2 separate regions of the Homo sapiens genome follow, and region 2 is linked to region 1. The links are chromatin loops, found by intact Hi-C in ENCODE. Cell type or tissue: CD4-positive, alpha-beta T cell. All regions are shown on one strand. Links, peaks and the distances in the headings refer to the core of each region. The heading gives the core; the rest is flanking DNA.

What was found. Peaks named below come from ENCODE experiments on the same cell type or tissue, not always from the same donor. Only the 100,000 strongest peaks of a DNase experiment are listed, where the experiment ranks them.
Region 2: a loop joins it to region 1, with 3 times the contacts of the local background. A loop is called at or near these places in 2 of 110 quality-filtered maps.

Annotation. Positions count from the first base shown.
Region 1 is chr2:202,641,604-202,644,525 of GRCh38, forward strand. The region is part of intron 1 of FAM117B (family with sequence similarity 117 member B); the gene reads left to right. Among named protein-coding and RNA genes, the nearest start is that of FAM117B, 8.1 kb to the left of the region's middle. In CD4-positive, alpha-beta T cell, for the core only: no CTCF peak of the experiment used is centred there; a DNase peak (open chromatin) is centred at 1,518; H3K4me3 peaks cover 1,497 bases; H3K27ac peaks cover 2,452 bases.
Region 2 is chr2:203,739,661-203,742,582 of GRCh38, forward strand. No RefSeq gene overlaps it. Among named protein-coding and RNA genes, the nearest start is that of CD28, 34 kb to the left of the region's middle. In CD4-positive, alpha-beta T cell, for the core only: no CTCF peak of the experiment used is centred there; DNase peaks (open chromatin) are centred at 1,531 and 2,111; H3K4me3 peaks cover 1,000 bases; H3K27ac peaks cover 2,500 bases.

The DNA.
Region 1 (2,922 bases), core at 307-2,806:
TGGGGTATAGGAATCTCAATATTAGATATTTTATTTTCTTTTTTTTTTTTTTTGAGATGGAGTTTCACTCTTGTTGCCCAGACTGGAGTGCAATGGCAGATCTTGGCTCATTGTAACCTCCGCCTCCTGGGTTCAAGCGATTCTCCTGCCTCAACCTCCTGAGTAGCTGGGATTACAGGCGCCTGCCACCACGCCCAGCTAACTTTTGTATTTTTAGTAGAGACAGGGTTTCACTATGTTGGCCAGGCTGGTCTCGAACTCCTGACCTCAGGCGGTCCATCCGCCTCGGCCTCCCAAAGTGCTGAGATTACAGGCATGAGCCACCGCGCCTGGCAGATATTTTCTTTTTTTTTTTTTTTATCGGAGTCTTACTCTGTCGCCCAGGCTGGAGTGCAGTGGTGTGATCTCGGCTTACTGCAACCTCCGCCTCCCAGGTTCAAGCCATTCTCCTGCCTCAGCCTCCTGAGTAGCTGGACTACAGCCGTGTGCCACCATGCCCGGCTGATTTTTGTACTTTTTTTTTTTTTTTTTAGTAGAGACGGGATTTCACCATATTGGACAGGCTGGTCCTGAACTCCTGACCTCGTGATCTGTCCGCCTCGGCCTCCCAAAGTGCTGGGATTGCAAGCGTGAGCCACCACGCCCAGCCAGATATTTTCACATCATTGTCTTCCTTCTCATCCAAGGCTTTAGGCACTCACAGTTATTATTACTAGTATTTATATTCTTAGAATAAATAGAATATATATATATATATATATAAAATGAGTAGAGTGTGACTTGAGATAGGAGAAACTCACAAAGGCATTGATCACCTGAATTTTGGGGGAATGGCAGTGGGAATGGCAAGAGTAAAAAAGATTGAAAAGACTGATTTGGCAAACTGTTGGATGTAGGGATTGAGAAACGGGGAGTTGAGGGTGATAGTTTGGATGGTGGTTCTAATTGATAACAGTGAGGAGAACAGATTTGGGAAAAGAAAATGAACTCAGTTGTGGATGTATTTGGTTTGTGCTCTCAGGAACTTCAGATAATTTTCTAGATTGTGGCAAATAACATTTTAAAACTCAGGGATACACTTTGAACTTGGGGGTAAAAATTAGGACTCATTTATTGCAGTTCAGTAAACATTCATTTAACATGTACATCATGCTAGGCATTTACATGTGGGCAACACTCGAAATGACTAATCACTAGGGTGGATAAAATGATAGGGAAAATGCTGAAGATAGAACTCTGGGAGGAAACAAGCATTTTTAAGGGTAGAAAGAAAAGCCAGTGAAGAAACCTGTGAAATGTGGTAGGAGGAGAAATGGTAGAATAGTGTTGAGAAAGCCGAAAAGAAAGATTGTATTTCAAGGAGAGATAGGAAAGATTTTCAAATGTCGTGAAGTAGGCTGAGCCTGGAGAATAGGCCTTTGAATCTGGCATGTAGATTAGTCAATGATCTGTGAGAGAAAGTAGTTTGAGAAGCATGTTGGGGGCACAAATCAAAGTGGAGGATGAGGAAGTAGAGGTAATGAGTATAAAGTACTTTAATGTGGACGGAAGGAAAGTGAAAAAACTGGGTGAAGGGTGTGCTTAAGCTTCAGTTATTTACAGGATGTGGAAAACTTCAGCTTGTTTATAGCTTTTAGGGAAAGGATTTATAGAATGAAAGATTGTAAATTCAAGAGAAGATGGTAAATGTAGATGGAGCAAGGTTATGGAAAATGCGAGAGGCATGGGATCCAGTACATGGTAGAGTCTGGAAATCTCAGAAACAAGGACATTTTTTTCTCTGAGGAGGGGAAGAGGTAAGGGCGTAGGTTAAGATGATAGGTAAATCAGCAGTAGAAGGGAAGGAAGTTGAGAAAGTAAGCTACTTCCTTTTCCAAACTACTTGAAGGCAAAAATAGCATGCTTGTCTTTATACTATATTTTTAAATTTAAATTTATTTTTTTAAACTACGTGTGCATAATTTAAAATGTCAAATAGCACTGAACTTATTATCAAATAAAATGTTCCCTTGTCACATCTTTCTCCACTCCCTCTTCCTGCCCCCTAGAAACAACCACTTTCAACTCTTAGAGGTTTCTTTGGCTGTTTACCTACACATTTCTTTTTCTTTCTTTCTTTTTTTTGAGACAGAGTCTCGCTCTGTCACCCAGGCTGGAGTGCAATGTCAGGATCTCAGCTCACTGCAACCTCTGCCTCTTGGGTTCAAGCAATTCTTATGCCTCAGCCTCCTGAGTAGCTGGGATTGTAGGTGTGTAGCACCATTCCCTGCTAATTTTTGTATTTTTAGTAGAGGCAGGGTTTCCCCGTGTTGGCCAGGCTGGTCTCGAACTCCTGGCCTCAAGTGATCCACCCGCCTTGGCCTCCCAAAATGCTGGAATTACAGGCGTGAGCCACCGTGCCTGGCCTACACATTTCTAAATAATATGCTATACTACTGCTTTAGGAGCTGTTTTTTTTTTGTTTTTTTTTTTTTTTTTTTTCAGTTTTATGTATTATGTAGTGACTTGCTACTGTGGAAAATGTACACTTAATTCTCTAATCACCATCCTACCGAATCCTTCCATTGTAGGTGTAGCATCTTTTGGTTAAATCAGTATTAATGTTATTATGACCATGTAAATATTGATTACAGTAGAGCCTTGTTGGATACTACAGTTATATTTTCTTTTTAAATAACTTTTTGTGGTCTTTGAGGTTAAAATTGTTTTTCATTTTGATTGCTTCGTTTTCTATGTACCTATCACAAATTTATCCCTAAGAAAGTTTTGATAATGGAAACTTCCTGTAAATAATTAAAAACATAGCAGAGAGTTACTTTTGTTTATTTTCCTTGGAGATATGTCTTTTGGAGTCCCTCATCCTCATATTCCAAATTAGCTCATTGATCTCTACATCTGTGGCACAGCTATTAGAACCGGGAA
Region 2 (2,922 bases), core at 318-2,817, 1.1 Mb after region 1:
TTAAATTGGTGTGCAATGAGTTCATCTCTAAACTGATTCTTTTCTTTGGTGAAATGAAGCTTATTAAACTTAATAAAGGTAATTAAACTTGAAAAAGATGAGCTTATATGTCTCTTACTACTCCAAGAAAGACTGAACTCAGCTGGTTACTCATGGATAGTTCAATAAGACAAATCAAATCAATTGGAAAGGAACGAGATGGGTAAAAAAAAAAAAGCCATTAAATGAATCTGCTCAATAAGCACTCCTTTACCATGCTAATAAAAATAATGTAACCCAGTTCTGTAAAAAGGTTCTAGTACTTTGAAACTCAAGTTCAAAACAAAATAAAATGCAAACTTCGCTTCACCTAACACCTCCCACAACATTCTAGCTACCCAACTGGGTGAATATTGTAATTGCCCACAACCCCGAATTCACTTTTTCCCTCCAGTATGATAAAACAGATTGATTCCCTTTTAAAGCAATACCCTTTCTTCTCTCCCATCTTGTCGGTATCAGAGATAATGGATAGGTGAGAAAAAATTAAAGAAGCTTCTGGATTCATTGTAATGGGGACCTAACCATCACACTATGCAGCAGCAAATGGGATGGTCTGGAAAGCAGACCAGAACCTTGTCTGGTAACTTTGCTTCTAATGTCTGTCTGTGTTTCCTAAACTGAGGCCTAACTCTTGACTTTTTGACAGTGGTGCTCATAAGAAAGTTTGGGGCTGGGCACGGTCACTCATGCCTGTAATGTCAGCACTTTGGGAGGCTAATGCAGGAGGATCACTTGAGTCTAGGAGTTCAAGACCAGCTTGAACAACATAGGGAGACCCTGTCTGTATTAAAAAAAAAAATTAGCCAGACGTGATGGTGCAGGCCTGTAGTCCCAGCTACTTAGGAGGCTGAGGCTGCAGTGAACTGGGATCATACCCCTTCAAGAACACATGTGAATGGTGGGGCCTCTCAGCTTTCTCTGATTTGGCAACCCAGAAGAAATATGTGCTTTCTCTTTGAAGATTCACAGGATCCTAGCACTTGGAAACCTAGGCCACTGTCCAGAGCAGAAGGTCACACAATTTCTCAGAGTGACTTTTGTTCATTTCAGGGTGTTGACACCGGGCCCAACACTTGAAAATTGCTTGAGATGATAAATTGCTTGAGGTGATCAAAGAATATATCAGCTCTTCAAAGCTGACCTCATTCTTGGTGCAACTCTCAGGGCCAGAATGTGTGCTTCCCGAAGCTCATTTTCCTATCTGATTTGCCTGTTGAAACTCTGTGAAAGACCCTTGAATGCTAGGAATTTGAAGGGACAAAAAGTTGAAGAAAGGTGAATGGATTTCAGGGTGGAAGTGGACTGGATTTTACTCTCACTTCATCAGGCAGAGCTATCTCAGTGATAAATTGAAACTCTCCTCTGGCTCCAAAGAACAAATCATGAGCTGGGTGGAAATGTCAGTTGAGAAGAAGAGCAGCAAACAGCTTTGTTTTCCTATAGTTGTGGTTTTACATGGTGATGATGACACACGAAGATGAAAATGTGCAGCATGAACTCCAGTTGTTATCTGAGTGAGCATCTCTGCCAACACTGAAGGATATGTGTGGGTGTCACCTGAAAACAAAGAGAAAGACAGAGAGAGAAAAAGAAGAAAAGGAGGCCCTGTTTCGGAAAGAAGAGCCAGTTAATCAAAGATCAGCAGTGACAAGTGGCGCTGTTTATTTCATGAGCTTTATATGTGATTTCCTTCCCCTTGCTAATCTCGTCTGAATTTATTCTCTGGACTAAATATATTTGCATCTGGTGACTGAGGAAGGGGTGGAAAAGGTGACCTTGAATGGGCATCGGGGTAGTTACCATAGTTATTTAGTCATTTCTTCAGTCTCTTGGGCACACACTTAGCTTCCCAAATGGAGGTTTCTGCTAACTTTTGAGAACCTGTGACATATTACACAGGGAAGACAAACTTCAGGTGGTTGTTGGGGACCCTCTTTTATCCCCAACCCTATGCAATGCTTGTTTCATTTGCTTTATGTTTCTCCTTCCTCTCTTCTACTTCATTCATTCTAGAACTAGTTAATGGGCACCTGCCCAGCACTAAGATGTGGGCTAGGTACAGGGATGTGGCAGTGTGCAGCACAGATATTACCTCCACACTTCCGAAGTGTAGAGTGTCTGCTTTGTATATTACTTCAGTTTTTTTTTTCTTTTCCTGCCCCCTATATCCTGCTTCTAGGGGTAACCACTTAGTCTTGATTTTGGGACTTAGATCTTAATGTGGCTACTTGATAGCCTTTGTTGGTTTGCCTGAAATTCATTTCTTTGACATGTTCCTATTTAACATCTCTAACTCTTTCAATGTCATAGATCAGGAATCAGCAAATTTTTTTCTGTTAAGGGCCAGATAGTAAATATTTTAGGCTTTGTGACTATACTGTCTCTTATAGATAATAAGTTTTGCCACTGTAGTGTGAAAGCAGCCATAAACAATATATAAACAAATAAGCATGGCTGCATTCCAATAAACCTTTATTTATGGATATTGATATGTGAAGTTCGTGTGATTTTCATGTCATGCAATATTACTTTTCCTTTGTTTTTTTCCCCCAACCATTTATAGATGGAAAATCCATTTTTAGTTCATGGGCTGTACAAAGGCAGGTAGTGGGCTGGACATGGCTTATGGGCTACGGTTTGCTGATCCTTGACTTAGATCTAAGCTGCAACCTTAGCTATAGGCTTATTTTTGAGTTCCAGCCACCTTCTACATTTTTAGGGCCAGAAGGAATTGGTTTGAATGTGTGTAAAGGCTTCTTGGGAGTGCTGAGAGTCAAGCATCTCTTTTGAAAGAAGGACATGGATCAATAAAGAAGAAGGAAGAGCTTTCATCTAAGGAAAGCCATTTGAGGTAGAAGAAATGGGAAGTTATAAGCAAAG